Linked DNA regions of Mus musculus: region 1 is linked to region 2. Evidence: chromatin loops called from intact Hi-C (ENCODE). Cell type or tissue: heart. All regions are shown on one strand.

Evidence for each region. A loop is a pair of places that touch in the nucleus more often than their neighbours do. Peaks named below come from ENCODE experiments on the same cell type or tissue, not always from the same donor. Only the 100,000 strongest peaks of a DNase experiment are listed, where the experiment ranks them.
Region 1: a loop joins it to region 2, with 3 times the contacts of the local background. A loop is called at or near these places in 11 of 42 quality-filtered maps.

What each region holds. Positions count from the first base shown.
Region 1 is chr13:95,736,184-95,744,183 of GRCm38, forward strand. All of the region lies in intron 5 of Iqgap2 (IQ motif containing GTPase activating protein 2), which reads right to left. Among named protein-coding and RNA genes, the nearest start is that of Gm32702, 24 kb to the right of the region's middle. In heart, a CTCF peak has its summit at 3,680 (motif pointing right); no DNase peak of the experiment used is centred here; H3K27ac peaks cover 369 bases.
Region 2 is chr13:95,888,168-95,896,167 of GRCm38, forward strand. It overlaps Iqgap2 (IQ motif containing GTPase activating protein 2), which reads right to left and starts at 3,755. Exons shown (of 36, transcript NM_027711.1): 1 at 3,497-3,755. The coding sequence starts at 3,542. In heart, CTCF peaks have their summits at 3,201 and 3,918 (motif pointing left); DNase peaks (open chromatin) are centred at 634, 2,934, 3,104, 3,984 and 1 weaker place; H3K4me3 peaks cover 3,181 bases; H3K27ac peaks cover 2,312 bases; H3K27me3 peaks cover 349 bases.

The sequences.
Region 1 (8,000 bases), 150 kb before region 2:
ATGTCTGAGGCCAGTTTGAGCTACACAAGGGAGACCATGTCTCAGAAAAATAAAGGATGGAGAAGAATGCATTCATTTGTCCTCTGTGATTAAAGGGTTTTAAAAAAATCATTGTCTGGTTGAGAATGTCGATTCACTGTGAGGAACTTGTTTCGTAAGTATAAAACCCTGGGTTTAATTTCCAGTCCTCAAACAAACAAACAAACAAACTCCCCAGGTTCAAGCCCTAACACTGTGTCATTATCAACAACAGGAGCAGGGGAGAAGGAGAGTGTGGTGGTTTGAATAGGAAAGGCCCCCATAGACTCATGGGTTTGACTGTGTGGCTCATAGGAAGTAACACTATTAGGAGGTGTGGCCTTGTTGGAGGAAGTACCACCGTGGGGACAGAGCTCAAATATGCTCAAGCTACACCCAATGTGGCACACCGTCTCCATCTGCTGCCTTTGCATCAAGATGTAGAACTCTGGGCTTTTCCAGCACCGTGTCTGCCTGCACGCTGCCATGCTTCCTGCCATGAGGATAATGGATGAACCTCTGATCCTGTAAGCCAGCCCCAATGAAATGTTTTCCTTTAGAAGAGTTGTTGTCATGGTGGCTCTGCACAGTAATGAACCCCTAATTAAGAGACAGAAGGGGAGGAAGGGTCTAAGATGCAAGGGAGTGGGAGGGAAAAGGAGGGAGGGGAGGAGAGGGAAGAGAGGAGAGGAAAGGAAGGAGGAGACAGGAAGAAAACATTCCCAATGAGATAGCAATACCTTGTTAAGTCTGCCTGTTTGTCAGTGGTGAGGATTAATTGGCTTTTATAGAGGTACTGCTCATTTAGGGTTTTTCTAGGAAATACTTATTAATGAATGTTTTCATTTTAAGGATTCTGACCTTAAATTATTGACCTTTCTCTCATTTCCTTCTTTTTCCTTCAAACCCATACCAAAGGACAGACAACAAATGGTAGGTAACTCTTAAAATACAGTAATTATTAATTTTGGTGCCAAATTCTGATTTTCATCTTACCAGGAAGAGAACATTCAACTGTGAACATTTTTTCCTCTGTGAAGAGTCATGGATTTGTAATTTGGAGCCAGGAAGGCAGGGCACCTTCGTTAGCTTAAAGTCTACATCTTGAGAGATTATCAAGGACCAAAACCCATTTGCAGTCATTGAAAACTGTAGTGGCAAAGGTTATGCCACACAAGGTCACGAGGAGACCGTGGTGACATTTAGAAAGCCATACTGTTTTATAAAGCATTTCTTATTCACTATTACCTGGGGGAAATGTATGTAGTTCTAAAAGGGAACCCGGGGGCTATAATGTGCTTAGAGAAGAGTGCTTGCCTAGCACACACCAGACCCTGGTTCCCATCCCAGCATTGCAAAAGAAAGGTTACTATATGTGATGGGTTGTATATGCTTGGCCCAACAAGTGACACTATTAGAAGGTGTAGGTGTGTCACTGTGGCATGGGCTTTAAGACCCTCATCCTAGCTGTCTGGAAGCCAGTATTCTGCTAGCAGCCTTCAGATGAAGATATAGAACTCTTAGCTCCTCCTGTGCCATGCCTGCCTGGATGCTTCCATGTTCCTGCCTTGATGATGATGGACTGAACCTCTGATCTGTAAGCCAGCCCCAGTTAAATGTTGTCCTTGTAAGAGTTGCCTTGGTCATGGCATCTGTTCACAGCAGTAAAACCCTAACTAAGGCACTATATAAAAGGGAACTCCTGGGGCTGGCGAGATGGCTCAGTGGTTAAGAGCGCCAACTGCTCTTCCGAAGGTCCGGAGTTCAAATCCCAGCAACCACATGGTGGCTCACAACCATCTGTAACGAGATCTGGTGTCCTCTTGGAGTATCTGAGGACAGCTACAGTGTACTTACATATAATAAATAAATTAATTTAAAAAAAAGGGAACTCCTACAACTGAAATGCCAGTCTCTCACTTCTCCCTGGGGACTTAGAAACCAGGCCCCACAGCTTTAATTAAAAGACAGATAAGCCAATGTTTAAGAAATGAGAAAAGGTAGTGAAAAATTCATCCTGGTATTCTTCCCTCAGAGTACCGATCTCTTCCACCTCCCTCTACAAACTCAAGTCATACCTTCTAAGAAAACTGAAAGGAAGCTAGTGAGAAAAATGGGAAGACATGACAGCAAAGCATAAGCAGGAGATGCTACAGATTATCGGGTAATATGACATTTTATGTCTCACCCAAGTATAGAGCATGCTGTCTCCTTAAGGCATAGTACCAAGTAAATACTGTGTTAGTTTAACTTAATTTCAAAGCTGCATTGTCGTACCAAAACCTGACCTAATTAGTAACACTTACCCTTAATATAGGTCCACCTCTATTTCTATATGGATGTAATACTAAGATGGTCTAATTAATTCTGTGCCTTTATTTTCGTATCTTGCCTTAAAAACTTAGGTAACAAATTTTACTAATTTCTTTCCTACACCAAATTTTCCTTTCTTAATTTTCTCCTTGGTTCTGCTGTGTTAGGTGCCTGAGAAATAAATTCTGGAATCGTGTAAGTCCACTTGAGTCTTCAGTGGCTCATTTGTTTTATTGATGCTGGGACTCTCTCAACTCAAGCCTAACGTTTTCCTCACAGGGCCATTTTTTCTTGAATATCTGATATCTTTTGATTTGGGGCTTTTGTCAGTATTTGGGTCTTGTGGTTCATCCGCTGTGGACGGAGGCATCGGGGACTCTGGGTAGCGAGGGAAAAGATGAAGGTCAGTGTTATCGTCTCCTTCTCTTACTGACATCTGTCTCTCTTGGTGGCAGTTGCTGTTGTGAAACAGATAGGGTCATCTACATGGCTCAGTTTGGTCTTCAGTTCACAGTCACTCAGACAAGGTCTCCCAGGTGACTGAATTACAGGTGTGTGTGCCCGGCTTGGCTCCCCTGCCCGTCTCTGAGCCTTTAGCTGTTTTGGGCACTGACGTTCTTTCCTGCCTTCCATACCATCATTTGTCCCTCTTAGAACAGATCCTGAGGCTCAGCCTGGCCAAGCTGATCACTCCATGCTTTGAACCTCTGCACTGGTCACCCACCTGGAACCAAGGCTCTGATGGCTTCCAGCCAGGCCGTGTCCCCTATTGTTGCTGGATGTAGCCTGCTCCCATCATGTTTCTCAATCCTGTCACATCCATTTCCTCGCGTGTGTTGGGGGGCTGTTTACATCGTTGGCCACTGGTTGACATCTCTGATTTTATTTCAAAAGTATTTTTTTAATTGTCTTATGCAGGTCATGTGCAGGGAACCCCAGCTGCTGTGAATTCACATGTGCGAATAGTATATCTTGTTCATTAACTCATTTAATTGCGACTTTATTGATGTGGCTTTCGCATATTATGCTTTTCTTAAGTTAAAGTTGGTTTAAATATCACAGACATAGCTTTAACTTGGCACAGCGGCACATACGTCGGCAGCCCCAGTGATTCAGGAGGCATGGACTGCGGGACCTTGCGGGTAGAGGGACCTAAGGCTCCAAGTCGGTTCTTGTCCCAAACATAGCTTTGTTGACAGCATGAAAGGAAAGCTTTATGCTAAAGGAATGTGGTGATTTTTCACATTCGTGATAAAGAAAGTAGGTGCAGTCTCTAACATGCCTCTGCCGTGCAGGGAAATAGTAACCCATTTCAGTGAACAAACATCCTGGTTAACTAGGAGTCACCACAAGGTGGTGCTGGGAAATTAGCCTTGCTGAGTGGGAAAGTCTGCTTTTAAATGTAAACCTGAGATTTTTCTCAAATTGGTTTGATGGAGTAGGTAGAAAACTCACTCGCATGTGGGCTCTCAAACATTGCATCCAGAGAATTAAGACTATTGTTTTTAGTTTCCACCTTCTACATTTATCATCACTGGCATTGAAATTTCACATTAGTTTCTAAAAAGATCACTTCTTCCACAGTGGGAGTTTTCTACCCAATCTCTGAGTGACAGGTCTTCCAAGCAGATTAGTACAAAGGCGAAACACCTTTCTGTAAGCCGTATTTGTCCATCATGCTCATGAGAACCAGCCATTGAAAAGCCTCTTTCCCAAGCATTTTAAGTCCAGCTTGGCTGTCCCCTATCTGACATTCATAGGAAACTGAGGCTTAATATTAAAAACGCAAATCCACTGAACAAGTGCTGCTTGCAGCTGGCTCTCCACACTGAACTTGCTGTACACTAATTACTGACTAGCATCTAACATAGCATGCCAGGAGTATTTCAGAGGAAGCTGTGGCATTAATGTTACGAGCACTGCCCAATATCTAAGCATTCTGGGTAGAGTTGGAAGCCTCTTATCCCATGAAAAGGTAAACCACGCTTGTGTTGCTGATGTAGGCCTGTACAGAAGGACCACCCGGAGCTAACTAACTCCCCCTAGCCCATAAGATACTAGTTGTATAAATCGTATCAGCTGAAGACTGGGAAGTGAAAACAGATGTTACAAAACACTATTAGTTTTATTACACTGTGCTATGGACATTTGTAAATCAAAGGGCTGAATTTGTGACGCGGAACAAGGCACCGAGATGAGTTTTTAGTGAATGGCCAGGCTTAAGTAACTTTCCAAGTTTCCTCCAGTTCTCAAATTCCAGCATTTTTTTCCTTTAAATATTTCAAATATAACAGCTCAGAGGCCTACACTGAAGTAAGTACAAGTCTGACACCAGTTTATAAACCCTTGGCCTAAAGCAAAGAGACCCAGAGGTAGTCCTTCCATATGCAAATTAGTTCAGGTAAACTTCCTGAAAAGTTAAAAAGATAAACTCTAAGGGACTTTAAGCTTCAACTAATGGAAAACCATGGAACCATGGTAGGTTTCACAAGATAGTTCACAAGTTCAAAGAGCTTAGCTTTCTGTAAGATCGTCATAGCCACGAAGTAATTCAGACAGGTGGGGCAAGAAGTATGGCATTCAGACCAAGTGGAGAGTTTTGAACAAGGAGTTGTTTGAAAGCTACAGAGAGGAACAAATGCCTTTCTCACTTCAGTCTCCATACATCCCTTCCAAGATCTGAGGAGGATTCTAGTCTGGCTTTAAGGCCTCCCCAGAGAGCTTATTTGTAAATTCAAATGTACACTGCAAGAATTACAATCAACCTGGTATTTTAGAGGAACATTTAGTAAATCAGTTTCTTTGGGAGAAAGAGGCCTCTAAGAGAAGGGAATGCTAAATCACTGAAGGTTATACATTCATGCCTGGGCAATGTGTCTAACACACCTCCATTGGTGGGTCCAGGTAGCCAGGAAGCGGTGGGAAGAGCTGGGGCAAGGAGCCCTCTACAAAGCAGGCAGTAGATTTAGAACAACTGGTCAACCAGAAGTGGGCCTGCCACTACCTTCCTCACAAATTCAAGCCCTACAACTCTCTACTCCAGCCACGCTACAGCTGCTGCAGCCAGGATAACACATTGCTTCTAACTCTGCAATGAGAGCAATCTGCACCCATTAAACAGTGGATGCCAGTTAAGCATTGGTACCGCATTTGAACACTGGAGAGCTGAACACAACTACAGAAACTCCAGTGCTGTAGTACTGCTTACACTCAGGGGAGACCCATAGGTTTCCACTGCAGCAGACTTGTGATGGCCTATTAAATGGCACAGTAAGAAAAGTGGCATCTAGCACCCTTACGATGCTAAAACTAGAATAACCAATAGTCGTGAGTGACCCTGAAGGGATTTCTTGAACAGTAGTTGATTCCATATCTTAAAGCAGCAACCAGGGGGAACAGAACAAGGACATCTGGTTGTATCCACAATACAAGGATTCTTCAAAGAAGCCAAGGGCAGTGCTACAGAGGCAAAGGGGCTGCCATGACTAATCAACCTCCAACTGTCTAGTCTGTGCAGAAGGTATTAGACAGGCAGGGTGGTGCACAAATGTAGTCCCAGTACTCACAAGGTAAAGGGCTGTGAGTTTAAGTTCAGCGTGGGAGACACAGAGAGAGCATACTATGAACAAACAGGAAAATAATCATCCTGGTTCAGTCTTAAGCACAGAGTTTAAAGCAATCAACAGAGTATACCGCACAGTGTACAAAAGGGAAGTCCTTAGAGATAAACTGTTTATGCATAATTCTTTGTTTCACTTTTGCAAAGGGAGGGTTATTAAAGCCAAGGTACTTTGTTCTTTCTCTGTTTATGGAGCGTAGGTAGGTCCGTGTTTTTAAACTACATGTACAACAGGAAATAATAACAGGTCAGAAACTCTGAACTAGCCAAAAAGTCTCCCCAAAGCAAAGGGAGTGTCCCAAGGTAAGGATGGACTGTAGAAGGCAGGTTATGAGAGAAGTGAGCACCGACCAATCACACAGAGAGGCCAGGAACCAGGTGTGAGGAGCAAATCGACAACAGCACGAAGAACACTCAGTTGTCCCTCCCTTGTCTCCTAGGAGATGGAAGCCTCTAGAAAATCCAACTCTAATTTTAAGAAGAAAGTGAAAAAAGGCATACATACGCTTCTAATAATGTTAACAGGTCAGGCCAATACGTCACTGTGACAGGACAATGTGTTGTACAACACCGGCCAAGAGAAACTTAGGGAGCGAGTCACTGTAGGGTAACAGGGAGGGGTAGACAGTAAAGAAAAATCTACCTGAAAGCCACAGACTTAGACATTAAAACGGTGCTGACTTATGAACCACGTAAAGTTGAACTTGATGCTGTTGGCCAAGTTCTGACTTACCTTGAGACAAGAGCCCAAAGAGAAGAGCCATGTTCAACAAGGAGCAGGTCAGATACTAGACTTAAAGGTGGTGCCCTTTTGATTCTGGTGACATTAAAAATCATGTTGCCTCACTTTAGGTATCACAACAGGATAGCAGCGCTAGGGCAGGTCACTTTAGTGTGTGAACAATGAACGCAAGAGCGAAACGAAGCTGGGATCTGTCCCAGCTGGTTGCAATGGTGAGTGTCTAACCCAGACAGGGCATCTCATCTGCTCTTAAGGGATGTGAAGGAAATCGCGTTGTTTTAACAGTCACATTATGGTTTAAATCATTTCAACATATTCAATCTTATAACTGTTTAAACATTGAACAGTTGCTGAATGTCACTTGTTATGTCTTTATAAACAGAGCACCATCCGACACACAGTTTTTCTGTGTACATAAAACGGCCTCCAGACATTAAAAAAAAAAAAGTGTAGTAACTCAGCTAGGCTTTCAGAACGGGTTTCTTTCTGTTGCATAGGCTTTAGAGCATTCCAAAGGAAGCCACAAGAGGAAAACATGCTCCATACAGATTTTAAATCCAATGTCTCCAAAATAGCAACAGTGGTTTGTGCGTGATTTTGCGACATTGACTGTTTTAGCTCTTTTAAAAACATTCTTTCTACATTTTCCAGTCCTCTTTCCCCCAAGTGAGAATATGCTACTTTTTTTTAAATAGGAAAAAAAAAAGGATAGATATTTCCTTGAAAAAGAGAGGAGGCCACCCACCAAGAAGGCCAGTCCCTCTCAGTTAGACCAAGTTTGAAACCACCAAGCTGAGCTGGTTAAAGGGGCCCAGCGGTGACAGGCAGTGAGGCTGGAATCAGGTACCAGACAAAAAGGCAAGGGGCAGGGGAAGAAAGCAAGGACAGACACCTAGGGCTGGTGGGTTGTTAACTCCACATCAGACTCCTGACAAGTTTGGTCAGGGTCCCAGCTGAACTTGTAGGTCAGTCAGCCCTTGGGCTAATCCGGAAGGAAGTCAGGGTCTGAGAGGCAAAGCTACCCGGAGTAACCTTCCCTCCTGGCTCCTGAGCTATAATCCAAACCTCTGGCCTGCCTAGTCCTCTACCAGGTAAGGACAACTCTCTAATCCAGCAGTGCTGTAGCTGTAGCAGCCGGGATACACATGCAGCCAACTCTGCAACGAGAGCAAACTGCACTCATTTAATAAAGGCTGCCTCCATGCGCCTTGCACACAGAATATCAGCCTCCTGGAAGACCGACAGCCTTCTAAACCACCGTAGAGGAGAGCTGTATAGACAAGCCCTGGACACTCGGGATTTCTCATT
Region 2 (8,000 bases):
GGCTTGAAATCAGACTTTCATGTTTGCCAGACAAGCACTTTACTGACTTAGACATCTCTCCAACCTCCAGTTGAACTATTTTTTTTTTTTAAACTTGCTCTGTGGCTCAGACTAGCCTTGAATTCCTCATGCCTCCCAGGCTGGCCTCAAATCCCACTCATCCTGCCCTGGCCTCGAGTATTGGAATGACAAGCCTGTATTACCCACTTCCCCTTCTGAAAGGAGTAAACAAGGAAACATGGGTCACTGTTACTTTTACAATGTGACTCATGAGAAGGACTTGTACTTTTCGGAGTGGAACTCTATCACTCCTGCCATGTACACAACCAGTAGTGACCCAGAGTGATGCTTCCATGATGGCTGGATTGCGAGTGAGGAGGAAACTTAACTGTAGGCATCGGGGGCTTTCACCACTGGCCTTTTTAACTCTCAAGGAATTAATTGGAGACAAACTTTTGACGGTTCATGGTGACAATGGGCTTTGAGAAGTAACTCAGCAAAAACTTCGTAAGTCATTACAACCTCAGAAAAGTGAACTGTGACTTGTACCTACGGGTACGTGTTGTTTAAATGTGTAGCTACATCTATGCTTATGCTTGCATACAGATGGCTCCCGCCTCTTCCTCCTTTCCGCCGCCGTTCCTCAGCTTCGCATTGCTGAAGATGACACTTCAGCATTTTTTGTTACTATCTCGCACATGACTTTGCAGGCTGCAGGGACACATGACCAGGAGCAACAGGAATTCAACGAAAATTGGTCTATTTAGTTTTACTTGAGTGTGCACCTGTGTCCAAATTTGGACACTCTCAGCAATCTGTCAGGAATCTGAGAAGGCTCGCAGCTACTGTGGAGAGGCCACTGACAAACCCTCCAGCACAACTTAGGAGTTGGCGTTTTTTGTTTTTTGTTTTTGTTTTTGTTTTTGTTTTGTTTTGTTTTTTTGTTTTTTTACAGATGCTTACCCTGAAGGGGAGTTAGGAGACCCCGGGCAGGTTAGTTTAGTTGCACTGTGTAAGAATTACTGACTATAAAAACAGTTCAAGTGGGTAGAAAGCAGAAAAGTCCACACTTGAAACAAGTAAAACAGCTTAATCCAAACCACTAGAAGGTTGTTATTCCAACAGAGTTTACAACAGTCTGGAAAACTTGGGAGAGTTAACGCTGGAAGTTTCCTGAACTCACCTGCTTAGCAAACCAGTAACCAGGCCAAAAAAAAAAAAAAAAAAAAAAAAAGGCATGCCCTATAATACAAGGTGAGGACAACCCTGTCGTCCTTCCTGACAAAGCGCCCCAAAAAACCAGCAACTCATATAGTTAAAGAACTTGGTAGTGTCTATTAAGATCAAGGTGTGTTCTGCTAGACGTCCTGTGTGTATGTGTGGACCTGTGGAGGTCGGATGATAACCTCGAGGAGTCAGCTCTCTCCATCCGCCATGTGGGGCCTTGGAGTTGAACTCAGGTTGTCAGGCTTGGCAGCAGCATCTGCACTGGCTGAGCCATCTTACCAGCTCTAGATAGCTTTTTAAAAAAAAAAACTCGCTGTACACATATTCTCGATATGAACGCGGTATCAAAAGTATTATTAAAATGTTCATTTAAACGGTAATAGCCAGCTATAATATTAAACGTTTCATATTTCACATATCCATATATTCCAGTATGGATAACACATAAGCACATATTCCCCATTTTAACCGTGTTGAATCAATGGAGAACGGGATTGGCTAAGCCCAAGGAAGCTAAGTGACTCCAACAACAGCACCCCGCCCTGCCACTCCAGATCAGCGCAGAAACTTAGAGGAAGATTTCTCAGGAATGTGGCTCATTCAGCAGAGCAGGCGTCAGGCTTGCCAAATCAATGCCTCCTTGATTAGTCTTCTAAGGCACGCTGCAGAGACAGGCTGGTTCAATAAAAATCAGGCATCATATCAGATGCCCATGCAGGGGCTAATGGAAATGCTGCATTCCTGATCCACATTCATCCCCTTCACATTGTGCATAAAACGGGGATAACGCAGACCGTGTGATGTCAAACCATCTTGTAATGTGTGCTCGCCTAGTTACAGATCTTTTAGTCATCTTAACAGCGCAACACGGTGAAGTCACCCTCTGTCCCAAGAGCTTGTCACAGGAAAGGACTCCCAAAGACCTGAGGTTGACACTGCAAGCACCAGATGAGCACAGGGCTCCTCCTCCAGCCCCAGGAGCTCTCTGAGTGGTTTATCCACTGCAAACTGGGCAGGCTGCAAGCAAAATGCTGGGTGGCTGAATGCATTTTCTCACTTTACAGAAACTGCAGCTGGCTCCTTGCTGTCACAAGGAAAAAACAAACCTCTCACCTCTGACAGTCCCTTCCAAGACTGGGATGTGTGTGTGTGTGTGTGTGTGTGTGTGTGTGTGTGTGTGTGTGTGTGTGTGTGTGTGTGTGTGTGTGAGAGAGAGAGAGAGAGAGAGAGAGAGAGAGAGAGAGAGAGAGAGAGAGAGACTGACTGACTGACTTAGGGAAGTTGGCGACCCTCTTCCAAAAATTTCATCCGTGCTCCTACCAAACACCACAAACCACATGAACACACTAACTCTGTTGCAGTTGTCACCACCTTAACCTAAACCTGGTACTGCGTCTAACAAGACCAGTCCAAGCAAAAGATTAACCCATGGTTCGTGGCCATGCGTTTGTCGACAGGGCCAACCCGGGAGAAGAAGCCAGCGTTCTGTTTGTTTTAAAGGAAATACTTCCTAGCGCATATTTAGGACTCTGAACTCTGCACAAGGGGCCACGTGGTTGGCGATAATCTGGCTCCCTCTTGTTAGTCAAAGCCACCTCTTTCCGCCGCCGGCAGCCCGGGGCTGGGTAACCGACACCGTCACTTTCAATCAGACCGGCTCAGAGTCTGTCCTTACAGAAATCCTCCCGCGCAGGAGATCGGGGGCGGGGAGAGCCACCGGGAAAGTGGCTGGGGGCGGTACGTGTCCCTGGAGGCCTTGGCTGGAAGGGCCTCACACCTGTGGGGCCTAAGTGGCTCTAGCTGCTCAGGTGAGGCCCAAAAGAGACTAGTAGGAGAAGCCTGCCCTTCCAGGAAAGTGCCTTCACCTCTCGCAGAGCGCGCGGGCACAGGAGCTGCGCTGCCCACCTGTAGCGACAGCAAACAAACTTTCCGCCCCTTTTGGGTGGGAAGCATCGGATCCCCTACGCCACCCTCTGGCTCGAGCCGGCAGCGCCCAAAGCAAGGCGGGCTCCTCACCTGATACCCCTAAACCACAACCTGATCTGCACCAGAGCTGCTGAGGCTTGCGAGGTGGAGGGACTTAGCTGGAAGCTGCAATTAGGAATTTGGAAGAAAGGGGCTTGGAAATCCGCGCCCTGCTCCTTTGCAATTCCAATTCTCAACTTTGCCAGCCGCTGCCCTCCGCAGCGCGCCCTCAAGCCCCTCGGCCTCCCCAACGCCGTCCCAGGGAGAGGGGCGCCCCGAGATCAACGGGAGCCCGAACACTCACAGCCGTAGCGGGGCCGTTGCAACGACGGCAGCTCTTCGTGCGGCATCCTGCGCTGCTCTGGGGGCCCTCCCGGGGAGCGCCCCCCGTGGTTTCCCTCGCTGGCCAGGCTCGCGGGCTCCGCGCCCGGCGGGCGCGCTCCGATCCCACCTCTGGGCTGCCCTCGCCCGGCTTCTCGGAGCTGACCGCTCCGCTCCCTCGGTGCTCCTTCACTCGCGCCTGCGGCGGCCGCGTCTCGCTGACACCGGGGCAAAAGTGAACTATCTCCTCCCTCGCTCGCTCGCTCGTTCGCCCGCCCGCCCGCCCGCCCGCCCGCGGGCCGTACCGCCTCCCCCAGCAGGTTTCCTTTCTCCTCCCGCCCGGCCCCGTTATTCACCGCGGTGGGAGCGCGCCGCCGTGCAGCGACCCCTACTGGCCGCACAGCGCAGCGCCCGGTTGCGAGGACCCGCCTCCCGCGAGAGGAAGGGGCTGAGAGGCACCCTGGACCCCTGCAGCTGGAGCCCAGCGCACAGATGGAGGGCGACTTGGAGCATCCGGAGGGTGGAAGTGAACCAGCGCAGGGAAGAGCAAGAAAAACCACAGCAGACCACAGGCACCCAGTTCGCCTGGGTGTTGCTCAGTGACTGAGAGACAAACATTGCAGTTCCTTTTCCTCTAGAGAGATTGCACGGGGACAACCCTCACACACTCACCTCCCCACCCCACCCCCGAGCCCCGCGAGCGCCTGCTTCTCGCATTTAGGGGTATAAACGAAAGTTGTTTATGACTTTTGGCTTACGAGACACAGGATTCCCCTTTCTTGACAAGAAACGGTAAGGGTGAGCTCGTGCGCGGGCTGCAGGAGCAAGATTAACAGCCTCCAAACAACACTCAGAACACAACTGCCAGTCATCCGCCCACCCCTCTGCCAGCCCGCCCCCAATGTGCAAAACTGTCGCTCAGGCCCAGCCGGGGTCGCACAACCACAAACCCCTTTCCGGCTCAGCTTTTGAGACAGAAACCACAAGTAGCTGTTTTAAAAGCACGGTTTTCATGCGGTTGCTTGGAGCCTGGAGGAATGTGGGAGCCCCCCCCCCCCAAACATGGGCCACTGCTTTTTCACAAACGTGGGGCATGTGGGTGATCACATGACTGAAAAAAAATCATCAAAAGAGAGGGTCATAAGAGATGATTTAGCCGAAGAAAGGTGGTCTAGCGACACTAGTCACCTTTAATTAAGCAAATCTACAGAGAGCAGCCAGCTGCTTTCTGGGAGACACAATGAACTCTTGAAACTTGAAATTCAGACTCTTGGACCCCGCCCCGCCTCCAGTTCCGTTGGTCTGAGTTGAGGCTCATGAACTTGCGTTTCTCACAAGTGGTCAGTGAAGCTGAAGTTGTGCCAGCCTATGAGTTAGGTGCACAGGAAGAGGGAAGTCTCATCAGATGAGAGCGAGAGGATTCCCCACCCCCACCCCTAGAGACATTGGATTCTCACCCTGTTGGAATGGGATGAAAGGGATTTTCCTCCCCACAAAAGTAGATGCTTCTAATGCTATGGCCACAGGTCAGCAATACTCATCCTGTGACCAGCCTGTCAGCCAGGCTTCTTCCATGTCTCAGAGACGCCATGTTGGACTCTAAAACGCACTGCGTATTCTGTGCATCAAAGATGAACTCCTCACACATCAGTTCTCAGGATGAACACCAGGATGCAGGGCCTCAAGAAGTAGATGGTCTATGTGAGGAGAGGTGGGAGGAAATCGCTGTAAACCACAATGGCCTGAGAAGGTGGTATGATTTCAAAGTGTGGTGTCAGGTGGAGTTTGAAAATAGGCAAGAGTTGGGTGGAGAACATCCTATCCTAAGAGACAGGCAAGGATGGGAGCCATGAGCTGGAACCTGAGCTTGGGCTGGGAACCTATTACTAAGCAGCAGAGCACTTTCTGAATGTCAGACCAAGTGGTCGATTATGACAATTAAGGGACATTTGAGAGCCCTTAAAGGCGTTCTAGGGTGGTTTTGTTGTTTGTTTATTTTTGAGACAGGATCTTGCCCTACTTGTGACCCCACAGCCTCAATCTCCCAGGAGCTGGGCTTGCATATGAGGGCTACAACAACCACCCATGACTTCTTGGTTTTGAGCATAAGAATCGCAGAATGTTCTGGACTTGAGAAAAGGTGAGTTCTGGCCAGATTACAAAATGTATTAGAGCAAACAAGGTGGAGATGCTGATGTTGGATGGAAGGGGCTATAGAAGACGTTAGGAAAGAAGAGCTTCTATGAAGTTGACCTCAGGAAGCATGATGCTTTCTTGCAGACAGGCTGAAGGTCCTTCAATGCTAACAAGTCATAGGTGGGCTGGATAGAGTGAAATCTATCCTCTATGTTTGCATAAACACAAAGATGTAAGTGGGAAGATTGTAGTTCTAAGTTTGCTGGCTTCTGAGCGCTCTAGAGGATCTGGGGCTCTGTGACAGCTGATGTCACTGTGAGAAATTAATGCTAAGACACAATCTAAGGCAGTGTTTTTCTTTTCTTTTTTTTCTTCCTTTCTTTCTCTCTCTCTTTCTTTTTTTTAAAAGATTTATTTATTCTTATTTATATGAGTGAACTGTCTTCAGATATACCAGATAGTTGTGAGCCACCATGTGGAAATTGAACTCAGGACCTCTGGAAGAGCAGTCAGCGCTCTTAACCGCTGAGCCATCTCTCCAGCCCAGGCAGTGCTTTTGTATCTTGCAAGTGGCTGGAACCAATCTTTGTCATCTCTGTTTGCATTGTGCTGTCTCACAGATCACCACACACCACCTCTCTGGAAAGAAACTCACCTGCAGAATGGTAGGTTATTTGTTCTTAGGATCTGACCTCAGACCACAGACTCAACTAAATACATGGTCATTGTCCTGTGTCTTCAACTGCGAGGATATTGGGAAACAAACAGACAAACCGAAGCCAGATTGTGGGGGAGAAAACGCCCCTTGGAGTTTGTTTTGTTTAGATTTCCTTTTCTAAAGCAAGTATTTATTTAGCACGTGTGTGTGTGTGTGTGTGTGTGTGTGTGTGTGTGTGTGTGTGTGTGTGTGCACGTGGGCGCTTGTGTGCCATGGTGCAGGTGTGGAGGTCAGAGGACAATGTGGTGGCCTGATTCTCTCTTCCCACCATGTTGCTCTTGGGGATTGAACTCAGACAGTCAGGTTTGGCAGCAAGCACCCTTACACCCTGAACCATCTTACTAGGCTCCGACACACTTTAAAAAAATAATAAGGCAAGAAAGGTTTTTTTTTTTTTGATGCATGATATTGAAGAACTTCTAAGCATGACACCATTATTATCATAATGTTATGATACATTATGGCTGTGATTGTTATTGGAGGCATGACTTTGCTATGTAGCTCAGGTCAGCTTTAAGCTCTTGATCCTCCTGCCTCAGCTTCCCAAAGCCTGGGATTATATATGTGCCAATACAGCTAACACTAACCAAGTATTGAAAAATCAATACTGTGAGAGAACGAATTTCTGTTGATATGGTGTATAATATGTTATAAGCCCAGCTCTTTTGTTAACAAGTTGAAATGAGAATGAAAATGCTTAGAAAATTTTATTTATTTTATTATTATGGTGCTAAAGCTTGAAACTAAAACCTCCCCTAAGCCAGCCAAGCACCTACCACAGAGCCCCTTTAAAAATTTTCACTTTAATTTCTCACTGCCTTGTCTGGTAGTTCTGCCTAACCCTGCCCTCTTTAGGCAGGGTTATGCTTGTAAAGTCCTTCCCTTGTCTCCTACCATGGCTGCTCTTTTGTTTTGTTTGCATGCGTAGAATCTGGCTATAGGCTGGGGCTACCCTCAAACTCTCCAGCCTCTGTCTTCAGCCTAGGAAACTTGCAGCTTTAAAAAAGTAACCATTAGATTGTTTATATCAAAAGGAGACAAGAATATGCTTGAATCAAAATTTTAACACACACTACGTCAGCATCCATTCGCTTTAAAACTGATTTAAGGGCCAGACAGATGGCTCAGGAGTTAAGGACACTTACTGTTCTTACAGAGGACACAGGCTCAGTTTTGAGCACCCACATCAAAGCTAACAATGATCTATAATTCCATTTCTAAGAGATCTGACACCCACTTCTGACCTCCGCAAACACCACACACATGTGATATGTATAGCCTTACAAGTAAGCACAAGACTTGCTTTATAAACATAAAATGAACATAAACAAAACTTATAGAAAATTGTTTGATTTTCCAATAAGATAGTGCTATTGATCACTCGGCAAGTCTATCCAAAACAGTGGCTTACTGATATCTTTAAAATCACCACCAAGTGAGAGGCATGAAGAAAAGACACTTGGGCTTTTTCAAAGGATGGGGAGATTTTGTGTTGTTAAAGTTTTCTAATTTGTCACCCATTCCACAAACAGAGAGCCTGCAAGAAGAAACCAGAGCTAAGCTTTACTGCAATGGAGACCTCTGTCTAAAACAGAAATCATTACAGCTCAACATCAGATTAAAAGAAACTGAA